2 separate regions of the Homo sapiens genome follow, and region 1 is linked to region 2. A link is a loop called in an ENCODE intact Hi-C map of the cell type or tissue named here. Cell type or tissue: transverse colon. All regions are shown on one strand. Each heading gives the region's core, and the rest is flanking DNA. Links, peaks and the distances in the headings are about the cores only. Region 1 overlaps CDH1 (cadherin 1). Region 2 overlaps CDH1 (cadherin 1).

Evidence for each region. Peaks named below come from ENCODE experiments on the same cell type or tissue, not always from the same donor. Only the 100,000 strongest peaks of a DNase experiment are listed, where the experiment ranks them.
Region 1: it touches region 2 in a loop (14-fold over the local background); 3 of 110 quality-filtered maps call a loop at or near these places.

Annotation. Positions count from the first base shown.
Region 1 is chr16:68,748,326-68,764,235 of GRCh38, forward strand. All of the region lies in intron 2 of CDH1 (cadherin 1), which reads left to right. Among named protein-coding and RNA genes, the nearest start is that of CDH1, 19 kb to the left of the region's middle. RefSeq lists enhancers at 5,211-6,168, 8,202-8,346, 8,340-8,439, 8,931-9,075, 9,120-9,169 and 4 more and cis regulatory regions at 8,274, 9,003, 10,484. In transverse colon, for the core only: no CTCF peak of the experiment used is centred there; DNase peaks (open chromatin) are centred at 4,466, 6,246, 6,706 and 8,076; H3K27ac peaks cover 6,525 bases.
Region 2 is chr16:68,819,990-68,829,558 of GRCh38, forward strand. CDH1 (cadherin 1) reads left to right here. Exons shown (of 16, transcript NM_004360.5): 12 at 2,012-2,236; 13 at 3,410-3,637; 14 at 8,185-8,315. It also overlaps the pseudogene FTLP14. Among named protein-coding and RNA genes, the nearest start is that of TANGO6, 19 kb to the right of the region's middle. In transverse colon, for the core only: no CTCF peak of the experiment used is centred there; a DNase peak (open chromatin) is centred at 5,711.

The sequences.
Region 1 (15,910 bases), core at 3,274-11,273, 70 kb before region 2:
GATCTCCCAACCTCAGGTGATCTGCCCGCCTTGACCTCCCAAAGTGCTGGGATTAGAGGCGTGAGCCACCATGTCCGGCCATTTTAAAAATGTTTAATTTTAATTTCTGTGGGTACAAAGTTGGTGTGTATATTTATGGGGTACGTTCTTTTATTTTCTTTTTATAGCTATGCGGTATGGATGCACCATAGGTTATTTAGCCAGTCCCTGATAGATAGACACTGGGTAGTGTCCTATCTTTTAGGAGACAGTATTTCAGACAGTAACCTGGGATATACATTTTTTTTCTACACATTCTGGTGTATCTGGAAGATGAATTTCCATAGGTGAGCCTGCTGGGTCCAGGTATGTGCATTTGTAATTTTGGCAGATATTGCCTTCCACAAAGACTGTGATCCATTTGCACATCAGCGTTTAGAGACAGTCGGTTCCCACTGTCCCAGTGGAGGTTTTGAGAAAGAGGTTGGGAGAGGTGTTATGTGCCTGCCTGTCTGAAGATAAAACAGTTTTTTTTGTTTTTGTTTTTGTTTTGAGACGGAGTCTCGCTCTTGTCGCCCAGGCTGGAGTGCAATGGTGCAATTTTGGCTCACTGCAACCTCTGCCTCCTGGGTTCAAGCGATTCTCCTGCCTCACCCTCCTGAGTAGCTGAGTACAGGTGCCTGCAACCATGACTGGCTAATTTTTGTGCTTTTAATAGAGACGGGATTTCATCAGTTGGCCAGGCTGGTCTTGAACTCCTGACCTCAGGTGATCCACCTGCCTTGGCCTCCCAAAGTGCTGGGATTACAGGCATGAGCCACCGTGCCCTACCAATAGACAGTTTTGATTTGGGGGAAGGTTTCCAGCAACTAAGTGGTTCTAAACAAGAAGTAATGCCAGCAGCTTCCAGAATGTTCCTTTGGACCAACACTGGAAACAGAGGAGAAAGAGGAACAATTCAGGGGAGGAAAATTAGTTTTTGGTGAGGAATATGTTGAGTTTGAGTGTCTGAAGGACACAGAGGTGGAGTTTTCAAAGGGGTATTTGGGAATGTCAGCTCTGTGCTTGGAATAATGTGAAGTACCAGTTTAAAGAAGGATTTGTATAGGATAGTGATCTTTTTTCCTTAATCTTGTGTCAATAGATACAGAGAGTTTTCAGAGACCTCACACGCTGGAGGATTAAATCATAGAAGGTGTTTGTTTGGAGAGTGTTTACTTGAAGGTGGCCAGCAGATGAAAGACAACTATTTGTGTCCATTTGCACAGGGTTAGAGAGTGGGTCCTGCCAGTGACCTTGCACGCTTGACAGTTAATCCTCCCTGTAGTCCAAGGTGGGAATTTTCATCATCCCCTACTGTGGAAGAGGAATCAGGCTCAGAGGTTGCACTGCTTGCCACCAAGTCACCCCGCCAGGTGATGGCAGTGCTGGGGCTGCAGGCCAGGCCTTTCTCCTTCCAAAACCAGGTCTCTCATCCTGTTCCCTCTACTACACTGTTGCCAAACTCAGCATCTCCAGTGGGACCTGATTCACCTTTCTAAAGGAAACGCCAAACTCAGCATCTCCAGTGGGACTTGATTCATCTTTCTAAAGGAAACGAATTCCCTTCTTCCCTTCGGAGAAGCTGTCATTGTACCTTTTTCATCTCACTTATTTTATTTATTTTATGATTTTTTTTTTAAGAAACAGAGTCTTGCTCTGCTGCCCAGGCTGGAGTGCAGTGGTTTGAACTCCTGGGCTCAAGCAATCCTCCCATCTTGGCCTCTCGAAGTGCTGGGATTACAGGTGTGAGCCACCAGGCCTGGCCTGCCTCTCACTAATTTTGATTGTGATGCTAGAATTCAGCTTTTTTTTTTGCCTTTGGAAGGCCTCTTTTGTCTTTTGCTTATGGGCAGTTTCAGCCGGTTTCCCTCTTGACCTTCACTTCCAAATAAATGCTAGCTGAACAGCGCTTCTCTTCCTTTCGGTCTCTTTCAACTCTCTGGGTCCCAGAAAATCCACTTATATTGGCCTTCAAGACTTGGGAGTGTAGGGACAGGGAAACCGCCTTAAAGAAACTCTTGTTCCAAATGAGACCTACTCAAGCCGCTTGGCCAGGCAGGCATCTGGGGCATGGCTCTTGCTGCTGAAAGAGGGAAAGTTACTACTGGGACCTAATGGGGCCTGCCTAGAAGGGTTGAACCTGTTCCACATGAGCAAGATCATAAACGGTGGCCAGCTCAGGACCCCGTGGGATAATTGGCCAAGTTCTAGATAATAATTAGCTGGCTTTGTAATTAGGAGAGCTTGTAACAAGCCAAAAGCCTTTCAAATTTATTTGACCTGGGCAAGTTCAAGAAGAAGAAGAGCACCTGATTCTGTGGTTTGGCATTCAGGTACGCCTGTACACCTTCTTTCTCCTTGGTTTTTTTTTTTTTTTTTTAAGACAGGGTCTCTGTCGCTCAGGCTGGAGTACAGTGAAGCCATCTTGGCTCACTTCAGCCTCGACCTCCCGGGCTCAAGCAATCCTCCCACCTCAGCCTCCCAAGTAGCTGGGATACAGACACACATCACCATGCCCGGCTAATTTTTAAAATTTTCTTTGGAAAAGGGATCTCGCTATATTGCCCAGACTGGTCTGGAACTCCTGGGCTCAAGGGATCTTCCCACCTTGGCCTCCCAAAGTGCTGGATTTACAGGCATGACGCCCAGCTGTTTCTCTATTCCCAAAAGAGAAGTTTCAGCATGTCTTCACCTTCATTGTCGCAGCAGCTTCCTTCCTGGTCTCCCCACTTATTCCTTCCCCTTCCTCCAAGCCAGTCTTTTCTCCATCCATCAGTCAGAGTTGATGGTTTTTAAAATTAAGTTAGAAAATATCACGCCTGCTCCAAATTACCCATGGTTCCCCATTTCAAACAAAATAAGCGCCTAAGTCCTTTCTATGACTTCTGAGGCTTCACTGATCTGTCCTTTGACTCATGTACCTGGGGTCCTCATCTCTTCCCACTCTTCTGCATGCTCACTTTGCCCAACAACTTTGTTTCCTGGTTATACTTAGAACACACTACACACTCTTCTACCTCAGGGCCTTTGCACTGGCTGTGACCATTCCCATAATATCTGCACAGCTCACTCTTTTCTGTCCTGAAAAGACTGCAAGCCTTTGCTTAAATGTCACTCCCGCCCTCAGGGAGGACTTTCTTGAACCCCTTATTTATTTATTTATTTATTTATTTAGAGACGGAGTCTCACTCTGTCATCCAGTCTGCAGTGCAGTGGCGCAATCTCGGCTCACTGCAACCTCTGCCTCCTGGGTTCAAGCAGTTCTCCTGCCTCAGCCTCCTGAGTAGCTGGGGTTAGAGGCATGGGCCACCACGCCTGGCTAATTTTTGTATTTTTAGTAGAGACAGGGTTTTACCATGTTGGCCAGACTGGTCTCAAACTCCTAACCTCAGGTGATCCACCTGCCTCGGCCTCCCAAAGTGCTGGGATTATAGGGATGAGCCACCGTGCCTGGCCCAATTTATTTATTTTTTGAGACAGAGTCTTGCTCTGTCACCCAGGCTGGAGTGCAGTGGTTTGACCTCTGCTCACTGCAACCTCAGACTCCAGAGTAGCTGGGATTATAGGTGCCTGCCCTCACACCTGGCTAATTTTTGTATTTTTGTATTTTTTTTTTTTTTTTGAGATGGAGTCTCAACTCTGTCACCCAGGCTGGAGTGCAGTGGCTTGATCTCGGCTCACTGCAACCTCCGCCTCCCGGGTTCAAGCAATTCTCCTGTCTCAGCCTCCCAAGTAGCTGGGATTACAGGCATGTGCCACCACGCCTGGCTAATTTTTGTATCTTTAGTAGAGACTGGGTTTCACCATGTTGGCCAGGTTGGTCTTGAACTCCTGACCTCAGGTGATCCACCCGCCTTGGCCTCCCAAAGTGCTGCGATTACAGGCGTGAGCCACCACACCCAATCTGGACCCCCTATTTATGATAGTAAACCCTGCCCTCAGCCCTCCCCACCTCTTTTACTTAATTTTCTTCTAGTACTTTTCACTGTCTAACATGCTATGTATTTCACTTATTTCTCCTGTTCACTGCGGGTCTCCTCCCACTAGAACAGAAGCCTCAGGAGGCCAGGGATTTTTAATGTCTTTTGTTTTGTACTTGGGCTGAATTGCAGTTAGAATAGTGCTTGGTACATAATAAGGGCTCAGTAAGTATCCGAAGGAATGAATGAATGAGAGGTTTCAGAGTGTATTTAATACAGACAGGACTAAACAGATCTCTCTAGAGGATATTTCACTGTAGTTGTTTTTTTCTTTTTTTAAAGACAGGGCTTTATGTATTAGCCACAGAGAAGGGAGGAGGGGTGTTCTCAGGGCGTGTGCCTCTGGTTGGCACTCCCCAGTTTCTCTGAGCTCTGCACACCCCTGATGTAACCTTACCTAATTGTCTTGTCACAAAACAGCTTGCAGTCTGGAGTCTAAAGGTCAGATGAGCCATTTCTACCCCACACTTCTGAGTGTAAGGAAGCACCAGATCAAAATCTAGGCAGATATCTGAGCCCGCCAGAGCCATCTGTTTGGTTTCCTATTGTGTGGGTAACACCTTCCTTGAGCAAGGCTCTCAGATACACCCAACACCTGCCCCCTGGGTATCTCAGCATCCTTCAGACCCATGAATTGTTCAAGAACCGATGTCTGTTCTTCCAGTTTTTGGCAGTGCAGAGGAGCCTGGAAAGAGCTTGATGAGAGACGCAAAAAGCTCAAAGACAAAAATGCAAGGCCGGCCAGGCGTGGTGGCTCACGCCTGTAATCCCAGCACTTCGGGAGGCCGAGGCACAAAAATCTCTTGAACCTGGGAGGTGGAGGTTGCAGTAAGCTGAGATCGCGCCACTGCACTCCAGCCTGGGCGACAAAGCGAGACTCAGTCTCAAAAAAAAAAAAAAAAAAAAGCAAGGCCTGCTTAATCAGATCTCGGCCAAGATAAAAATCTCATGGCTTCAAAATCCATCTGATCAATAAATATTCATGAGAGAGTACTGTAGGGCAACATCTTGTAAATCTTTTTTTTTTCTTATTTTCTTGAGAGGGAGTCTCCCTCTGTCACCCAGGCTGGAGGGCAGTGGTGCAATCTTGGCTCACTGCAACCTCTGCCTCCCAGGTTCAAGCGATTCTCCTGCCTCAGCCTCCTGAGTAGCTAATTTTTAGCCACCATGCCCGGCTAATTTTTGTATTTTTAATAGACACGGGGTTTCACCGTGTTACCCAGGATGGTCTCAATATCCTGACCTCGTGATCTGCCCTCCTCGGCCTCCCAAAGTGCTGGGATTACAGGCGTGAGCCACCGCGCCCGGCACATCTTACAAATCTTTATGTAACCTAGACTGTCCTGCCTTCAGCAGGGTAATGGCTTAATGGGTAGTGTGGCTAGATTTAGCAAATAACAATACAGGACTATCAGTTACATTTGACTTTCAGATAAACGATGGCTAATATTTAGCATAAGTATGTCCCATGCAATATTTGAGACATACTTAAAAAAAAATTATTTGGCAGGGGCAGGGCACGGTGGCCGACTGTAATCCCAGTACTTTGGGAGGCTGAGGCAGGCGGATCATGAGGTCAGCAGATCGAGACCATCCTGGCTAACATGGTGAAACCCCATCTCTACTAAAAATACAAAAAAAAATTGGCCAGGCGTAGTGGCAGGCGCCTATAGTCCCAGCTACTTGGGAGGCTGAGGCAGGAGAATGGCTTGAACCTGGGAGGTGGAGCTTGCAGTGAGCCAAGTGAGCCATTGTACTCCAGCCTGGGTGACAGAGCGAGATTCTGTCTCAAAAAAAAAAAAAAAAAATTATTCGGCAGGGCACAGTGGCTCATGCCTGTAATCCCAGCACTTTGGAATGTTGAGGTGGGAGGATCCCTTGAGACCAGCCTGGGCAACATAGGGAGACCCTGTCTCTACAAAAGATTTTTAAAAATTAGCCAGGCCTGGTGGCATGAGCTGGCAGACCCAGCTACCTGGGAGGCTAAGGTGGGAGGATCACCTGAGACCACAGAGGTCAAGGCTGCAGTGAGCTGTGACTGCCTCCCTGCACTCCAGCCTGGGCGACAGAGTGAGACACTGTCTCAAGAAAAAAGAAAAGTATTTGTTGTTGTACTCTGTATTGTGATCATAAGCAACAGTGTATTGAGCGGTGCTTTCTGTATGTTGAACTCTTCCCGTATGCCATCTCCTGTAACCCTCATGCACACAGGTGTGTCATGCACACAGGAAGTGGGAGAGCCTGGCCGTATGTCTGGTGGCTGTTGGACTCCAAAGTCTGTGCTCTTTATAGCAGGAAAAGGCAACTCACAGAACAGTCTGTGAGCAGCCAGGTGAAAGGGATGGATCATTCCTTCTCTGAAGGTCTCAGGTGACAGAGGTATTTGTCTGTCCATTCACTTAATGAATTTGTGCTGAGCACCTGCCAAGCCCTCTGCTAGGCATTGGGGATGCAGCGGGGCCCAAACAGAGAAAAAGCCCTGTCCTCATGGAATTTCTCTTCTAATTGGAGGGGACAGGTAGATGGTGATGTATGGAAGAAAGAATAAAACTCAGCAGGAAGGGTGATAAAAACTATGCATTGGGGTGGAGAAATTTAGGGGCAGTCATCACTAAGAAGGATGGCATTTGTGTAAAGAAGAAGAAGTGAGGTGCTCAATAGATGTTAGAACTGGACTGTGTCAGCTGGGTGTGGTGGTTTATGACTGTAATCCCAAGCCAAGGCAGGTAGATCTCTTGAGCCCAGGAGTTCAAGACCAGCCTGGGCATGATAGAACCCCGCCTCTACAAAAAATCCAAAAATTAGCCAGGTGTAGTGGCATATGCTTGTAGTCCCAGCTACTTGGGAGCTGGGGTGAGAGGATCACTTGAGCCTGGGAGGTTGAAGCTGCCTGGGAGGTTTAGCCATGATCGTACCACTGCATTCCAGCCTGGGTGACAGGGCAAGACTCTGTCTCAAAAAAAAAAAAAAAAAAAAAATAGAATTGGACTGTATCTTGAGGGGACTGGACTTCTACATTCAAGTCTATATTCATGTCATTGAAAAAGACTGTTCTCTAGTCAGGCATTTTTCTTTTAATTTTTAAATTTTTTGTTAAAATAAATAGAGAGGGTCTTGTTACGTTGCCCAGGCTAGTCTCGAACTCCTGAGCTTAAGCAATACCCCCGCCTTGGCCTCCCAAAGTGCTAGGATTACAGGTCTGAGCCACCATGCCCGGCCAGGCCAGGCATTTTCTAGAGAAGGAATCCTGAGGGCTCATTTTCACATCTCCTTCATTTTTTATTTATTTATCTTTCTCTTTTGACCTGCCACTTTAGGAACATCTCCTTTAAAGGGTATCAGATTCAAACCAGGAAATAATGCTCATTCCAAGCCACTCCCCACCCCTCAGCATGTTGCCCAAGAGGAATATTGCTCCAGCAGAGTTTTCTAAATTTTTTTTTTTTTTTTTTTTGAGACAGAGTCTTGCTCTTGTTGCCCAGGCTAGAGTGCAGTGGCCTGATCTCGGCTCATTGCAACCTCTGCCTCCCGGGTTCAAGCGATTCTCCCACCTCAGCCTCCGGTGTAGCTGGGATTACAGGCATGTGCCACCACACCTGGCTACTTTTTGTATTTTTCGTAGAGACGGGGTTTCACCATGTTGGCCAGGCTGGTCTCCAACTCCTGACCTTAGGTGATAAGCCCTCCTCGGCCTCCCAAAGTGCTGGGATTACAGGCATGAATGAGCCACTGTGCCTAGCCGAGTTTTCTAAAGATTCTTCCTGCAGAGGGATGATATTTTCTAAACAGGCATCATTTAGGGCATATTTTTTTTTTTTTTTTGTGCATGTATACGAGTGTTCCTAGGACCTGGTACTTACTTTGGAATCTCACCTTCAGTACGAGGCTTCCTCCCCAACAAATTCTTCACCACAACTATGTGGGAGTGTTTGAAAAAGGGAACAAGATGACCAACTTGTTGGTGGGGAGAGTTGTGGCTTTCCTATTGGAAAACATCATCCCTTGAATAAGCAGTGAGGCAAACACCTGGGCACTTACTTTATGAACAGGTGGGGTGGGGCCCTGAGTCACCGACATTGAGAGGCCTCTCCTGGTAAGGTTTTTCAATATCAGGTTGAATCAGCGGTGACATCACCCTCTATAGTGACAGGTACTCTAGGTGCCGGCTCTTACTCATAAGTCCCAGGAGATACTAGCCCTAGATCTCGTCTCTGTTAGCTTCGTGCTAAAAGGTTTTGGAGAAATAACAGCTGCTTGGTGACGTTCATGTGGCTGGTTTCATTACCACCTAACTCCCAGGCTTGTAATCATGACTAAATTTTCTGGAGAAAATAGAATTTGTGGTTGTATTTCTTGTAACTTTTGCCTTCTTGTCTCAAGTCTGCATTTAAAAAGAGGCCGGGTGCGGTAGCTCATGCCTGTAATCCAGCACTTCGGGAGGCCAAAGTGGGAGGATTGCTTGAGCCCAGAAGTTGGAGACCAGATTGGGCAACAAAGGGAAACCCTGTCTCTACATACAAAAACAATTACCCAGGCATGGTGGCGTGTGCCTGTGATCCCAGCTTCATGGGAGGCTGAGGCAGGTAGATCCCTTGAGTCCAGGAGGTTAAGGCTGCAGTGAGCTGCGTTTTGCACCACTGCACTCCAGCTTGGGTGACAGAGCGAGACGCTCTCTCAAAAACAAAAAACAAAACAAAACAAAGCCCTCTTCTACTCCTTGAGGTTTTTGGATGTTTCAGAGCTGTATTTTGAGTCTCTGATTTTTGTTTTGTTTTGTTTTGAGACAGAGTCTTGCTCTGTCACCCAGGCTGGAGCGCAGTGTTGGAGTCTCAGCTCACTGCAACCTCCACCTCCCAGGTTCAAGCTATTCTCCTTCCTCAGCCTCCCGAGTAGCTGGGATTATAGGCCAGCGCCACCATGCCCGGCTAATTTTTGTATTTTTAGTAGAGACAGGGTTTCACCATGTTGGCCAGGCTGGTCCTGACCTCAAGTGATCCGCCCACCTTGGCCTCCCAAAGTGCTGGGATTACAGGTGTGAGCCATGGCAACCAGCTGAGTTTTTGATTTTGAAACTTCCTGTAAGTTGTACTTATTTTTCTTTGGGCTTTGTAATTTGGTTATGATTTTTCATTCTTCTTTCTGCTAATCCTCTCACTTCCACCATGGGAGTGTTTAAATACCTGGGAAGCTGTTGAACCTAGGAAACCACATTTTACTTGCCAGATGTGAGGTTTCATTTCTGGTTTTGACAGAGATTTGACTCTTCAGCATTTATTTCTCTTTTAGCCTATGAGCTTCTCTTAGAGAAGATGAACTGGGAGGGTGGAATGCAGCAGGATTGCCTGGATTCCAATCCCAACTGGACCCTTACTTTTCCTGTGATTTTGGGCAAGTTTCTTTCTCTTTCTTTCTTTCTCTCTCTCTTTTTCTTTCTCTCTCTCTCCTTCCTTCCTTCCTTCCTTCCTTTCTTTCTTTCTTTTTTTTGAGACAGGGCCTTTTTCTGTCACCCAGGCTGGAGTGGAGTGGTACAATTTTGGCTCACTGCAACCTCTGCCTCCTGGGCTCAAGTCATCCCCATCCTCCCACCTCAGCCTCCCAAGTAGCTGGGACTACAGGTGCATGCCACCACTCCAGGCTAATCTTTTTTTTTTTTTTTTTTGTATTTTTTGTAGAGACGAGGTTTTGCCATGTTGCCCAGGCTGGTTTTGAACTCCTGAGCTCAAGCCATCTGCCCGCCTCAGCCTCCCAAAGTGCTGGGATTACGGATGTGAGTTGCTGCACTGGCCTGCAAGTTTCTTTCTTTTTTTTCAAATTTTTTTGTGTCCCTCCCCTCTATCCCAACCCCACCCCATTTTGCCTAGGGTAGGCTTCTTTTTATTTCTTTTTTTTTTTTTTTTTTTTTTTTTTTGAGAGAGAGAGAGAGAGAGAGACCCAAATGGGAATTCCCTAGGGCCAGTTTCTTAATCTTTCTGTGCCTCAGTCCCCTCACCTGTACAAAGGGGATAAACATAGCCCCTACCACAAAGGATTGCAATGAGGATTCAATGAGTTAGCATGTGCGAAGTGCTTCCAGTGCCTGGTACGTAGCAACCACTCTTCATTTAGTTTTTATTGGCTGGGCTCCGTGGTACACATCTGTAGTCCTAGCTACTTGGGAGGTTGAGGCAGGAGGATCACTTGAGCCTGGGAGTTTCGAGGCTGCAGTGCATGCTGATTGTGCCCGTGAATAGTTACTGCTCTCCAACCTGGTCAATGTCTCAAGAATCGATCTCTAAAAAAACAAATTAGTTTTTCTCATTAGATGTTTCTGCTTTAGACTTGTGTCAAGGGAGTGAAAAAGCATGGGGCGGGGGGCGGGTAGTGTAAGTGTCAAAGGAGCCACAGAGGATTGAGTATGAGGAAGAGTGATACCCCCTTATCACTTTGCTCTTGACCTCCTAAAGAATAAGACGCTCCTTTGACCCAACATCCATTTGAGTGCAATTTTTTTTTTTTTTGAGATGGAGTCTTGCTCTGTTGCCCAGACTGGTGCCATCTCGGCTCACTGCAACTTCCGCCTCCCGGGTTCAAGCAATTCTCCTGCCTCAGCCTTCTGAGTAGCTGGGATTATAGGCGCCTGCCACCATGCCTGGCTAATTTTTTCTATTTTTAGAGAGATGGGGTTTCACCATGTTGGTCAGGCTGGTCTCAAACTCCTGACCTCAGATGATCTGCCCCTCTAGCCCTCTCAAAGTGTTGGGATTACAGGTGTGAGCCACCGTGCCCAGCTAATTACATTTAATTAATTTATTTTGAAAAATACAAGGTCTCACTGTGTTGCCCAGGTTGGTCTCAAACTCCTCGGCTCGGGCAATCCTCCTGCCTCAGCCTCCGACAAGTGGTGGGATTACAGGGGGCACAGTGGCTCATGCCTGTTATCCCAACACTTTGGGAGGCCAAGGCAGGAGAATCGCTTGAGCCCAAGAGTTCAAGACCAGCCTGGGCAACATAGCAAGACCCCCATCTCTACCAATAATAATAGTATTGTTATACAATGACCACAATAGTCGTTGCATTCATTTATTGATTGAGTACTCAACTGTTCATGTATGATCTTGTTTTTTTAATCCTTGCATCAACTTTAGAGTTAGGTACTATGGCAATTCCATTTTCTTTTCTTTCTTTTTTTTTTTTTTTTGGTTGAGATGGAATTTTGCTCTGTTGCCTGGGCTGGAGTGCAATGGTGCGATCTTGGCTCACTGCAACCTCCGCCTCCCGAGTTCAAGCGATTCTCCTGCCTCAGCCTCCCAAGTAGCTGGGATTACAGGCGCGTACCACCATGCCCAGATAATTTTTGTATTTTTTAATGGAGACAAGGTTTCACCATTTTGGCCAGGCTGGTGTCAAACTCCTCACCTCAGGTGATCTGCCTTGGCCTCCCAAAGTGCTAGGATTATAGATTATAGGCGTGAGCCACCACGCCGGGCCTGACAATTCCATTTCCAAATCATAAACAGAAGCTTCTACAGCTAGGGGAGCTGGGAAGGAAAAGTGTGTACCGCCCTGGCTGGCTTTTATCCTTCCTGTGCTCAGCGGCTCTATTTCTAAGAATGTTTCCATTCTAGATCCATCACTTTGGCCTAGAAAGGAGCCTCATGCCAAGGTCCACCCATGCAGCCCCTAAAATCCCCTTTTCCACCGTGCCCGGCTGAGTTTTTAAAATTCTAGTTTTCCACAGATGGAAATGTGAACTGTCTTGTAAAGTATTCCATATATATATATTTTTTTTTTTTTTTTAATTTTTTTTTTTTGAGATGAAATCTTGCTCTTGTCCCCCAGGCTAGAGTGCAATGGTGCGCTCTCAGCTCACTGCAAGCTCTGCCTCCCGGGTTCATGCCATTCTCCTGCCTCAGCCTCCTGAGTAGCTGGGACTATAGGTGCCCAACACCACGCCCAGCTAATTTTTTTTTTTTTTTTTTTTGCATTTTTAGTAGAGACGGGGTTTCACCGTGTTAGCCAGGATGGTCTCAATCTCCTGACCCCATGATCCTCCCCCACTCAGCCTCCCAAAGCACTGGGATTACAGGCATGAGCCACCACGCCCAGCCCTTCTAAAGTATTTTAAATTCTAGTTTTCCAAAGATGGGAATGTGAATTGTCTTGTAAAGTATAACCGTCTCCTGCCCCTCCTTTATAACAGGCCTTGGAGAATTTTGCCCCTCCTTTATAACAGGCCTTGGAGAATGTTTCTCCCCCATTCTTTCTCTTTAATCTGGGCAAGGTGTCTTTATTAATAATATCACAGACCACCACACACACCTTGAGGTTTAGTTCTCTTCCGCACAGTGTGTGAGTGCCTTCTGTGTGCTCTGTGTCAGTTACCAGCCTTGTTTCCAGGAGTTTGGAGCTGACCCAGGGGTGATAGAAAACACTGGGATGCCAAGTCGTCAGACAATGGGCTCATTTAGAATTCAGGTGGGGTGGGACTGTGTGGGCTGGGTCAGCTGGTGGAGCTTCCCCAGAGTGGGGAGGCCAGGGGGAGTCTGGGATGTGGGGTGGTATGTGAACAGGAATACGGGGAGACTCTCAGCCTCTGTTGTTGGCTGAGAGGGGGATGCCCCAAGCCTAGAGAGGTGGGGGCGGGACCTCCTGTGCAGAGACTGGGAGACAGGAATATGACAGATGGTATATTTGGATGGTGACTCAGATAGGTCAAGTGAAACTGAACTTCCGGTCCTCGAGTCACACAGGAGGGTAGGGGCTGTGAGAAAACTCCCTCGTTGGTTCTTCCTACAGGGCCTTTGAGGCAGACAGGGCTCAACAGAGCCTGGCAGGACTGCAGAAGGACAATAGTGTGGCTGGTTGGGTGAGGCCCTTTTGGCCTGAAGGCTAGCAAGCTGGGAGAACTTGGAGAACCCGGACAGCAGGTCCTCTGCCCTCCCGCTGCCTGGGGCAGCCCTTGGAGAGGCCTGAGTGGTCTAGGCTGATACATCAGGCTTGGGGCAGCCCCGCTGGGCTATCCCATACCCTCTCCCCTGCCCCCACATGTTTATCCCAAATCCCCTTCTCCTCAAGCTTGCTTCTAGGTGCCCATCTCACCCATCCTACCCATCCATGTGTCTATCCTCCATTCGTTTGTTCAGTAATGATGGAGGGGCTGTTATGCGCCAAGCACTGTTGTGAATGGCGGACACAGAGACCCAGACACATATGAATGTCCCCCATCATGGAATTTGTATTCTCAGGTATTGCAGGGAGCAGGCAATAAACATAATCAATGTGCAAAATATTTAGAGCACTGAGTGGAGACAGGTGTGTAGGAAAGATGAATCGGAATGGAGCATTGCTGGGAAGTACTAGGGTGATCTGAGAAGGCCTCACTGAAGGGGGACATTTGAGCAAAGACCCAAGAGAGGTGAAGGATCAGGCCATGTGACTAGGTAGGGAAGGGTGTTCTAGACGGAGGGGAGGGCGTTCTAGATGGAGGGAACAGCAAAGACACACCCCTGACACTGAGCAGAAGGGCAAGGTCAGTGATCAAGGGGCAGGGGCTGGCAGAAGGGCAGAGGGGGTGGCAGCATGTGGAGGGCCTTGTACCCATCACCAGGACTTTGTCTTTCACTTGGGACTCCTCTGGTCCTTTAGCCCAGATCCACCGGCTGCCTCCTCCTGCCAGTTCTGCCTCCCCTCTCCATTCTGGGCAGTGGAGCCTGATGGTTAGTAGCATGGGCACTGGCCTGCCTGCTCAGGTTCTGAGCTGAGCACAGAGGTCTGGGCCTCCCCTGGGCTTCTGCTCCATTTGGCCCAGGGTGGGGCCATGGACTCCCATTTCCAATGGCGCTGCTGGCTCTGGCATATTCTGACCCCTCCACTGGGGACACCTCCCAGTGTTCCTTGCCTGGCTCATTTCTCTCTCAGGGCCATCTTCGTTGTTGCTACCTCTAGGAAGCCTTCTCTGATCCTCATCCCCAAGGCCTGTGTCGGGATACGTCCTACTCCTTCCCTTTGCCAGTTGGGATCCCCTGGGTTCCTTTATGCTCCCCCACCAGGCTGGGTACTTGGGAAGTATTCGCAGCCCCCAGCATTAAGCCTGGCATGTAGTTGCCACTCAGTGAGTAGTTTGATGAGGGGCTCTTTGCTGTGGGAGGATTAGGCTGCAGGGTTACCCCATAACCCCCAGTGGAGGTGACTTATGTCCATCTTTTGGGGACTTTTGCAGTGAGGGAGTGCATTATAATGGAGAGGAGGAAGCCAGATTCCTAAAACTTTCAATCACATTTTGCTCCTCTCAGAAACAAAAACAAAACAAAACAAAAACACAGGCCGGGCATGGTGGATCACGCCTGTATTCTCAGCACTTTGGGAGGCCAAGGCCAGAGGATCACCTGAAGTCAGGAGTTTGAGACCAGCCTGGCCGACATGGCGAAACCCAGTCTGTACTAAAAACATAAAAATTATCCGGGCGTGTTGGTGGGCGCCTATAATCCCAGCTACTTGGGAGGCTGAGGCAGGAGAATCGCTTGAACCCCTGGGAGGCAGAGGTTGGAGTGAGCCAAGAGTGAGCACCACTGCACTCCAGCCTCGGCAACAGAGCAAGATTCCGTCTCAAAAAAAAAAAAAAAAAAAAAAAAAAAAAAAGCCCCAAACCAGCTGAGCTTAGATGGATCTCTCTGGCCATCTTTTTAAACAGTAAGGGACCTTTAAAAAGTTTGATTCCTCTCTTCCCCACAGCAAGGCTATTTGCTTCCTGAAGATAAATCAATTGTAAAAAGTAGCTTAATTTAAAGCGTTCAATTCCCCTGCTTTTTACATTGAGGAGAAATTATGGTGACAGCTATTCCTGTTTTGCGTGCTTAGTACCAGCCAGGCACTGAGCCCAAAACTCCAACTCACTCTTGGCTGTTGAGCCAACCCTGTGCCAGAAGAAAATCCCCACTCCCTACAATGTGTGGAATTCACATTATAGTTGGAGACAGAAGGGGAGAAACAAACACAGCCTGCCAATCCTGGAGAATGCCTGGTGGGGGTGCTGGGGGAAGAAGTCCAATTTCAGCTGGGAAAATGGGACAGGAGCCTTGGGAGTGGGTTTACACCTCAAATTCCCTTATGGCCACAGTCCATTGGCCCCTAGCCTCCTCCCCACTTTACAGATGAAGAGACTGAGGTTTAGAGAGAGGAACAGCCGGCTTGGCAGAGGCAACTGCTGAGGCAGTTGAGGAAAGGTGAGGACCTCCCAGAGTGAGAGGGGCAAGGGAACTGGAAGTCAACTGTGGGACCTGGAAGTAGGGGAGGGAAGAATAAATCTGCGGAGGGGTCTCCTTCCCTCGGCCCTCCTCCCCCACTTCTGGGAAAGTGGTTACCGTTGTCAGCTCCAGGATTTGAAATGCTGATTAGTTCATTAGCAGTTGTTTATAGGCCTTTGCCTGTCTGACATTTTAACCCTGTGAAGTCCAAGGAAACAGTTCTCTGTCTTTAATGTGCTTCAAAACCTCCTGCAAAACTAACTACAAGTGCAGACTGCACCCCTAGAGATTCTGATGTTTAAGTCTGGGGTGAGTCCAGGAATCTGCATTTTAAAATAAGCCCATCCTGTGCTGGAACTGGTGGTCCCTGGATCCCACTGCAAGGACAACCTGGGCGAGAGCAGGTTTCCAAACCTGGGCCAGAGCTGGTTGGGGGGATGGCGGACACATGGAGAGCTTAAAAGTGGAGACTTTGAGGGGCTTTCCCTCCCAGAGGTTTTGAGTCAAGAGATTTGAGATTTGATGGGTTTTTTTGTTTGTTTACTTGTTAAAAAAGATGATTATTGGTTGGGTTTGGTGGGGGATGGGCTATGAAGCTACCCGAAGTTGTAGACAAAGGGGTGTGTGTGTGATCAGTTCACAGATGTGGATCATGTCTACATCTTTCATCAGATTTCTCTGAGGAGT
Region 2 (9,569 bases), core at 1,381-9,380:
GGAGTTCAAGACCAGCCTGGGTAACATGGCAAAACCCTGTCTCTACAAAAAGTACATAAATTAGCTGAGTGTGTTGGTGAGCACCTGTAGGCCCAGCTACTCAGAAGGCTGAAGTGGTAGGATTGCTTGAGTCTGAAAGGTGGAGGCTGCAGTGAGCCAAGATTGCGCCACTGCTCTCCATCCTGGGCAACAGAGCAAGACTCTGTCTCCAAAAAAAAAATTGTTTTTTCAAGTAATTTTGGTCAAACAGAACTTACTTTTCACTACTCACTCTTTATTCCTTCCCTAAGGGAACCAGGTAATGATGGTTTACAATCCATTTCCAAAGCTTAATACTTGTGTGACCTTGGATTTGCTGTTTAATTTTTTTTTTTTTTTTGAGACAGAGTCTTGCTCTGTCACCCAGGCTGGAGTGCAGTGGTGCAATCTTGGCTCACTGCAGCTTCCGCCTCCCAGGTTCAAGCAATTGTCCTACCTCAGCCTCCCAAGTAGCTGGGATTACAGGTGTGCACCACCACGCCCAGCTAATTTTTTGTATTTTTAGTAGAAACGGGGTTTCACCATATTGGCCAAGCTGGTCTTGAACTCCTGACCTTGTGATCTGCCCACCTTGGCCTCCCAGAGTGCTGGGATTACAGGTGTGAGCCACCGTGCCTGGCCTGCTGTTTAATTTTTATGTCCCTCAATTCCTTTACCTGAAAAATGTTAATACCCATGTGGGTGAAATTAGTTAGGTGTTAAATCAGTTAGGTGTGGGTCCTTCCAGACTGCTTCTGTGTATTTAAATACATTTATAGGCTGGGTGCTAGGGTCACACCTGTAATCCCAACACTTTGGGGGTCTGAGGTGGGAGATGGCTTGAGGCCAGGAGTTCAAGACTAGCCTGGGCAACATACTGCCCATAATCTCAAAATGCTGGGATTACAGGCATGAGTTATCATGCTTGGCCTCCTTGAGTTAATTTTAAATGACGTGTGCTCATTGTTAAAAAATAAAATTTACATGAGAAAAAAGTTTTAAAAATTTACAGTCATGCCATCTAGACATATCTATTTATAGGTTTGAGATGGATTCTTCTGTTGTTTTGTATCCGTATCGTATACTAATATTGATGATAGTTCCCTGGGTACCAATTTTTCCTACTACCATATGCTCCGTGTTGTGTCAAGATATAAAAGAAATGCAAACAGAAGTGTGGATGGGCTGGGCGCAGTGGCTCACGCCTATAATCCCAACACTTTCAGAGGCTAAGATGCGAGGATCACTTGAGCTCAAGAGTTCAAGACCAGCCTGAGCAACATGATAAGACCCCCTCTCTACAAAAAAAATTTAAAAACTAGCCAAGCATGGTGGCATGCGCCTGTAGTCTCAGCTACTAGGGAGGCAGAGGTGGGAGATTAAGCCCAGGAGGTAGAGGCTGCAGTGAACTGTGTTCATGCCACTGCATTCCCGCCTGGGTGACAGAGTGAGACTCTGCCTCAAAAAAAAAAAAAAAAGCGTATGTGAACTCCCCAATCTATTTTGAAAACCAATTTGCAGAGACTTCAAAAGACCCAACTCATCCCCTTTGATTTTAAGCTTCTAGTCAGGCTTAAAATTAAAATAAATAAAAAGACTCAATGCTTTGTTAATGACCTCAAATGGCAGGAAAGTGCAGAAAAAGGAGAACTAGGGAAACAACAGGCAGGCAATAGGACTTCTTGGAGTAGTTAAAATTCAGTGAATGAATAACGATATGTGAAGAAGGAGGAGTGTGTTCTTGGTGTGAGGAATAACTTGAATAATTGTTATCAAGGTGGGAATAAGTTGTCTGTGTAAAACGGCCAGAGACCTGCCCACCTGGGAGTGGAGGTCCTTTGGGATTGGTGGGACAGGAGGTTCTGCGGGTGGAGTGGGGCCTGGTGAGGGACCACTGAAGAGCCAGGACAAGATCTAGACTTGGTCTGGTGGAAGGCAATGGGGATTCATTACTGTTGCCAAGCTGCCACATTTTCTGTGTATTTTCTCTTAGGTTCTCCAGTTGCTACTGGAACAGGGACACTTCTGCTGATCCTGTCTGATGTGAATGACAACGCCCCCATACCAGAACCTCGAACTATATTCTTCTGTGAGAGGAATCCAAAGCCTCAGGTCATAAACATCATTGATGCAGACCTTCCTCCCAATACATCTCCCTTCACAGCAGAACTAACACACGGGGCGAGTGCCAACTGGACCATTCAGTACAACGACCCAAGTGGGTACCTGAGTTTTATTTTGGCAACTTTGCTCCAACTGCCATGCTTCCCTTCCCCCAGATCCCCACCTTTCAATTTCCCTTCTCAACTTCTAGATGTCACCCCTTCCATTGATACTTGCTTCCTTGTCCCTTCTGTCTTTGAGGCCTTGCTCCAAAGGTCTTTTTCCTTTCCTGGTATCTAACTTTGTAGCATGCTACCCAGTAATCTAAAACCCAAGCAGGGCTCCCTCTCCCAGCCTCTAGCCACCCTCCACTCCCCTCTCCACTTGCAACCAGGACCATCTTCTCTGCTACCTCCTGCTCCTGGGACCAAACAACACCATTTTTGTGGTTAGCTCCTTCTTGCCAACCAATCGTGAGCTCCCAGATTCATCAGAACTATTCTACCGAGGTGGAGGCAGCTGTCAACTGCCTGGTCAATTTGCATATATGGGCTTCCTACACCTACTTCTCTCTGGGCTTCTATTTCCACCATGACGATGTGGATCTGGAAGGTGTGCACCACTTCTTCCACAAATTGGCCAAGGAGAAGCACAAGGGCGCTGAGTGTCCCTTGAAAATGCAAAACCAGTGTGGCGGCCGCACTGTCTTCCCGGACATCCAGAAGCCATGTAAAGATGAATGGGGTAAAACCCTGGGTGCGATGGAAGTCACTCTGGCCCTGGAGAAGAACCTGAACTGGACCCTTTTGGATCTTCATGCCTTGGGTTCCACCTGCACAGACCCCCATATCTGTGACTTCCTGGAGAGCCACTTCCTAGATGAAAAAGTAAAACTCATCAAGAAGATAGGTGACCACCTGACCAACCTTCACAGGCCAGCCGGCCTCCAGGCCGGGCTGGGCAAAAAGGTTCACCCTCAGGCACACGGGAGCCTACCGAACCCAGCGACATCTGAAGAGCCCCGCTCTGCCTAAGCCTCTCCCTCCAGCCACTAGGCAGCTTTTTTAAACCAACTCTAGAGCCCTCTCCCAAGCCTTAGACCAAATGGAAATAAAGCTTTTTACAGCAAAAAAAAAAAAAAAAAAGTACATACCTAAATAAAACCCAAGCAGCTCTGCTCTCTTCACTCGGCTTGCGGGTGTCTTTAGTTCACTAGCAATTTTATTCTGGAATGAGCTTTTTATTTTCCTCCCCTGGTCTCATCATTTCTTTTTATTGCTTTCTCCAGCCCAAGAATCTATCATTTTGAAGCCAAAGATGGCCTTAGAGGTGGGTGACTACAAAATCAATCTCAAGCTCATGGATAACCAGAATAAAGACCAAGTGACCACCTTAGAGGTCAGCGTGTGTGACTGTGAAGGGGCCGCTGGCGTCTGTAGGAAGGCACAGCCTGTCGAAGCAGGATTGCAAATTCCTGCCATTCTGGGGATTCTTGGAGGAATTCTTGCTTTGCTAAGTAAGTCCAGCTGGCAAGTGACTCAGCCTTTGACTTAAAAAAATGGAGGAGGTTTATTTCCTGGAAATGATTTTTGTTCTTATATTAATAAGGATATAGGTTAGCTGATGTGGGAAAGAGACTCCCAAGTTATGCCAGCCTCCATAAAATAGAAGTTTGTCTCTTACTGAACATTTCAGAGGTAAATGGTCTAAGATGGGAAGGCCATGAAGTCAACAGGGGACCCAGGTTTCTTCTACCTTGTCTCTTTTCATTCTTCAAGACAGTGCATCCCAAGCTTGAGAGCATACAAATCATCTGGGCCTCTTTTTGAACTGGGAAATCTGATCCAGGAGGTCTGGCATAGGGCCACAGATTCTGCATTTCTTTTTTTTTTTTTTTTTTTTTTGAGATGGAGTTTCGCTCTTGTTGCCGAGGCTGGAGTGCAATGGTGTGATCTCAGCTCACTGCACCCTCTGCTTAACAGGTTCAAGCGATTCTCCCGCCTCAGCCTCCTGAGTAGCTGGGACTATGGGCATGTGCCACCACGCCCAGCTAATTTTGTATTTTCAGTAGAGACGGTGTTTCTCCATTTTGGTTAGGCTGGTCTCAGACTCCCGACCTCAGGTGATCCACCCGCCTCAGCCTCCCAAAGTGCTGGGATTACAGGCTTGAGCCACCGCACCCGGCCAGATTCTACATTTCTAACCAGCTCCCAGGCGGTACTGATGTTGCAGTTCCTTAGACCATAGGCAGAGTAGCAAGACCTTGGGGGCTGCCCTCATCAGCGTGGTCTAAGCTAGCCAGCTCACCACCACCACCTCTACATTCCATCCTAGATTGGGGAAGGGGATAACAGAGGAAGTGGAGGCCAAACGACTGGAAGTTGCATATATCACCTCCACTTATATACCATTGGCCCAAACACAGCCACATCTAGCTGCAAGGGAACCTGGAAGCTTCTACTTACAATTGAAAATTGACATGGAGTAGGGGTGGAGTGTAGGGTGAGCAGTGAGTGTCAATGACTAAAAGGATAAAGGAGAAAAAGGATGCTGAGGAAAATTGGCAGTTTCTGCCATAGTCCTTAAACCTGTTTCCATTGGAGCCCACCTGGAGTGAGCCCTAGGGGTGACACAGGAGCTGTTATGGTCAAGGTAAATACTTTTATCATTTACACACAGGGAGAAAGTACTGAATCTATTAAAGGAATAAATTAGCGATGAAAACAGACTATGTGCATCAAAAGACAAAGTATCCATATGGAGGAGTGCACTACATCAGAACTCTGGTAGGGCTTTAAACATGTGAATGATGGAAGAGCAAGCAAATGATTATCACAGCAAATGAGAGCAAGTCAATTAGAAACCTTTGACCTGGTATGGTGGCTCACTCTTTGGGAGACCAGGGTGGGAGGATTGCTTGAAGCCAGGAGTTTGACACCAGCCTGGGCAACAAAGCAAGACTGTCTCTACAAAATAAAAATAAAAAATACATTTTTTTATTAAAAAAAATTTTTTAAAAGAAATGTTTAAAGATCATATATAATTAGTGACTGCAAGGGGTGGTCCAGCTCATGAATGCCTTTGTAGTCAGGGTAGTCAGAAAAGGCTGTTAATTGAGTCTCAAGGACAGTTTTGTGGAAGATGTAAGTGGTTAGGCCACAGGGGCTGGTAGAATTCCAACAGGCAGATGGGTATTTAGGAAGGTTCCCCTCCTAGCAAAGCACAGCAGAGGCTTGAGGAGACTCCTAGAAGAGCAGAGACCAGGCCAAGCTGGTGGGAATGGAAAAAGAATTTTGGAGGGAGCAGTGGGACCAAATCTAGGGTTTTCAATTTAGATTGAGCATGGGTGCCATTGATCCTGCTGCTGCTGCCTCAGTGGACTCCAGGAGAGGGTGCCTTTCAACCTTCCAGAAATGTCTGCTGGGCATCCCATTTGCTTCTGCCCCCTCCTGGTGTCCTCCCAAAGTTGAAGAAAAGGATAGTGCTGTTGAGAATTGAGCAAGCCTTCTGGACTTTCATCCTGCCAGGCTTTACATGGCTTTATTGTGCCATGAGATTAGGTTAATTCATCATTGCCTTGGGCAGGGTAACACAAGCCCTGCCTGCCCACTTCCTAGTCAAATTACATTTCAGTGGCCTGGTCTGCTTTTGGTATAGTGGTTACTGACCAGTACATTCATTCTAAAGGGAATCTTTTTTTTTTTTTTTTTTTTTTTTTAGGCAAGTTCTCATTCTGTGGGCCCGGCTGGAGTGCAGTGGAGTGATCTCAGATCTCAGGTCACTGCAGCCTTGACTTCCGGGGCTCAGGCAATCCTCCCACCTCAGACCCCTGGGTGGCTGGGACCACAGGCATGAGCCACCACACCCAGCTAATTTTTTAATATTTTTTTGTAGAAACAGTGTTTCCTTATGTTGCCCAGGCTGGTCTCAAACTCCTGGTCTCAACCAGTCCTCCCACCTTGGCCTTCCAAAGTGTTGGGATTATAGGCATGAGCCACTGTGCCCAGCCAGGGAATCTTAAAGATTGTAGTTATACTTGAAATATTTTTTTTTTAAATAGGATTACCTAAATTTGCTATGGGTATGTATTTTTTTAGACACTGGGGGTGGGGATTCCCATGTAGAGCAACATTTAAAACAGAGGCAATGCCAGAGTTCAGATGTTCAATTTCAATTTCTTGTATTTTTAACTTCTATGATTATTTTTTCTTTCTTTATTAGAGATGGGTTCTCACTATGTTACTCACATTGGTCTCAAACTCTTGAGCTCAAGTGATCCTCCCACCTTGGCCTCCCAAAGTGCTGGGATTACAGGTGTGAGCCACTCCTCCGGCCAATTTCTTGTTTCTTAAGGGCACAAATGTGCTAGAGGCTGGGCACGGTGGCTCACATCTATAATCTCAACACTTTGGGAGGCTGAGGTGGCAGGATTGCTTGAACCTAGGTTTCAAGATCAGCCTAGGCAACATAGCAAGATCCCATCTCTATTAAAAAAAATTACTAGAGAGACACCAGGAGATCTGAAGCTTTTCATGTTTTCCGCCAATGTTTGATTGCTTACTCTGTGCCAGGCTTTTTCTCAGAGCCTGCGGATACTGGGCTTCTGGCACAGCTGATAAGAGGGGTCATTTTGGAAACGGTAAACTGCCTCTTGCTTTGCATGGATGGGGACTGTGTAGCTCCTATAGTCTTGTTCAGTGCTGTCTCCCTGTGCAGCCAATTCAGTGTTCTTGTTGATGAATCATGGACAAGGGAGTTATGCTGTTTATCTGGATAAGGTTTCTGGCATTTTTCTGGTTTTAGAAATAGGTAGTTGAGGTACATCTGAGAAATCTTTTCCCCAAGTTTATGCAACCTCCTGTTTAAAGATTATGCTTCGGCCGGGCGTGGTGGCTCACGCCTGTAATCTCAGCACTTTGGGAGGCCCAGGTGGGTGGATCACTTGAGGTCAGGAGTTTGAGACCAGCCTGGGCAACATAGTGAAACCCTGTCTCTACTAAAAATACAAAAATTAGCTGGGCATGGTGGCAGGTGCTTGTAGTCCTACCTACTTGGGAGGCTGAGGCAGGAGAATCACTTGAACCCAGGATGTGGTGGTTTCAGTGAGCTGAGATTGCGCCACTACACTCCAGCCTGGGCAACAGAGTGAGACTCTGTCTCAAAATAATAATAAATAAATAAATAAATAAAGATTATGCTTCATAGGGTACAGTATATAGGTACTTGGGCACCCATGGATAGAAAACACATGGAATCTTTTTTTTTTTCATTCACAGTGAATAATATATGTATTTTCTAAGTTAAGTGGTTTCTTTCTGGCTGCTTTAGAGATTTTTTTTTTAAAGTTAAATGTTAATTGTGTATATCCTAGAAATAATCCCAAGATCAAATGTAACCCTTGTGTTAAGCCTTGGAAGTTAAATAGATTTTAAAGCTTGCTTACATGATTCTATCTTAAGAGAAAATAAGAACATACCAGGCAATTTTATAGTCTCTGTCCCACTCCCCATAGCTGGTTATGTATCAATCACATTTGGGCTAACCTAGGAGCCCTGCTCACAAACCTTCAATGGCTCCAACTCAGAATCAAAGCCAAAGTCCTCACAGTGGCCCATATGTCCCTCCCGCCCTGCTTGCCCCTCTGAGCTCTTCTCCATGTCTCTTCCCCTCATGCACCCTGCTACAGCCATGCTGGCCTCCTCACCTTCCCTCCATCACACCAAACATGCTCCTCCTGCCTCAGGACCTCTGTCCTTACTGTTTCCTCTGCCTGGAACACTTTCCCCCAGATTTGGGAAAATGACAGTGATTGAGTTTAAAACCCATCTGAAAGTTAAGGACCATGCTTGAGTTCACATATCACTGTCTACTATGTTGTACTGTACATACCGACTTCAGGGATGTGAGTGTCACGTGGATTGACATCTTCAAGTGTATTGAAGGCAGCTAGTGGCTGTCTAACTGCCCCCTGTCTGGTATGAGGGGTGCTCTGTGATAGCTGCTGCTTCTGGCCTTCTTTATCTTTGGCTCTCAACACTTGCTCTGTCTCCCCCACCATCCCAGTTCTGATTCTGCTGCTCTTGCTGTTTCTTCGGAGGAGAGCGGTGGTCAAAGAGCCCTTACTGCCCCCAGAGGATGACACCCGGGACAACGTTTATTACTATGATGAAGAAGGAGGCGGAGAAGAGGACCAGGTGGGTTTTGAAAACCTTGGTAGCTCAGTGGTGATCTCTTTATTCGGAAGAAGCAATGATTAGTAAGAGGTAGGCATTTGAAACAGCTCTGAATCACTTTGGATATTATCTTTTTAAGGCCTTACCCAAGAAAGTAGACATTGTCATTGACCATCATCATCATCACATCATCACCAACACAGCTAACATTTATTGATCGCATACTGTTCTGCACCTCAGTGAGCGAGCTGAGGCACAGAGAAGCTCAGTAACTTGGCTAAGGTCACACAGCTAGGAAGCGACAGGGCTAAATGGTCTGTCTCAGAGCCTGCCTTCCTCATTGCCATTCTCTGGACGTGAACTTCAGCCAGATTCTCTTTGACATAGAACAACTGGTCTGCTTTGTTTCTTTTGAGTTTTTAGCTAGACCAAACTCCTTTTCTGTCATGGTTATACCTTCAGTCCCTCTGTATTTCCTGATTTTGGAGATGATCTTAACATCTTACCCTGGAGTTGTCCAGGGAACTGTTCAGTGTCTTGGAGAGCCTACTTATTATAGAAAGGGATCCATGGGGGTCTATTACAGAGTCCTGTTTTTGACTGAGGCCACAGAGTGAGGCACAATTTACTGAGCTCCATACAACATAGGGAGGTGGGTGTACAGAGAAAAATATTGTTCTAGATTTCAGGGACTTGTAAGTCTAGTTTGGGGATACCACGTATATTGTATCAGTGAGCAATAGAGCAACCAATCGTGGAATCTCAGCGGCACACAACATGCGTATCTTTCTCATGTACCGTGGGGTAGCTGGAGCAACTGCTGGTCTCATCTAAGCTCATGAGAATCTGTAGGATGGCTGGGGCTCAGCAGATTTAGGCAGAGTTTAGCTGAATGGCTCTAACCTGTGAATTGTGTCCAGGTCTGTTCCATGCAAGTCTCATCTTTGTACCAGAAGCTGGTGCCTTTCAGACCTTTGCCTGTGTCATATGTTACTGTCCCATTGGCTAAGCAAGTCACACAACAAAGCCCCAGATCGATGGATGTATACTTTTCTCACAAGCTGGGGTTGGGAGGGAGTGAATATTTGCCAAACAGTGATCTAATCATCATGTCCTATGAAAATTAGTAAGGCACACAGCCTATATCTGGATCCACACATGCTACTCACAATCCTTTGGGCCATGTTTTTTTCCAGTGCTATTTGGGAGACTTTTAGCTTGAAAACTGTCATTTTGCATTAAACTGGTAAAGATCATACAGTTGGCAGTGAAGGC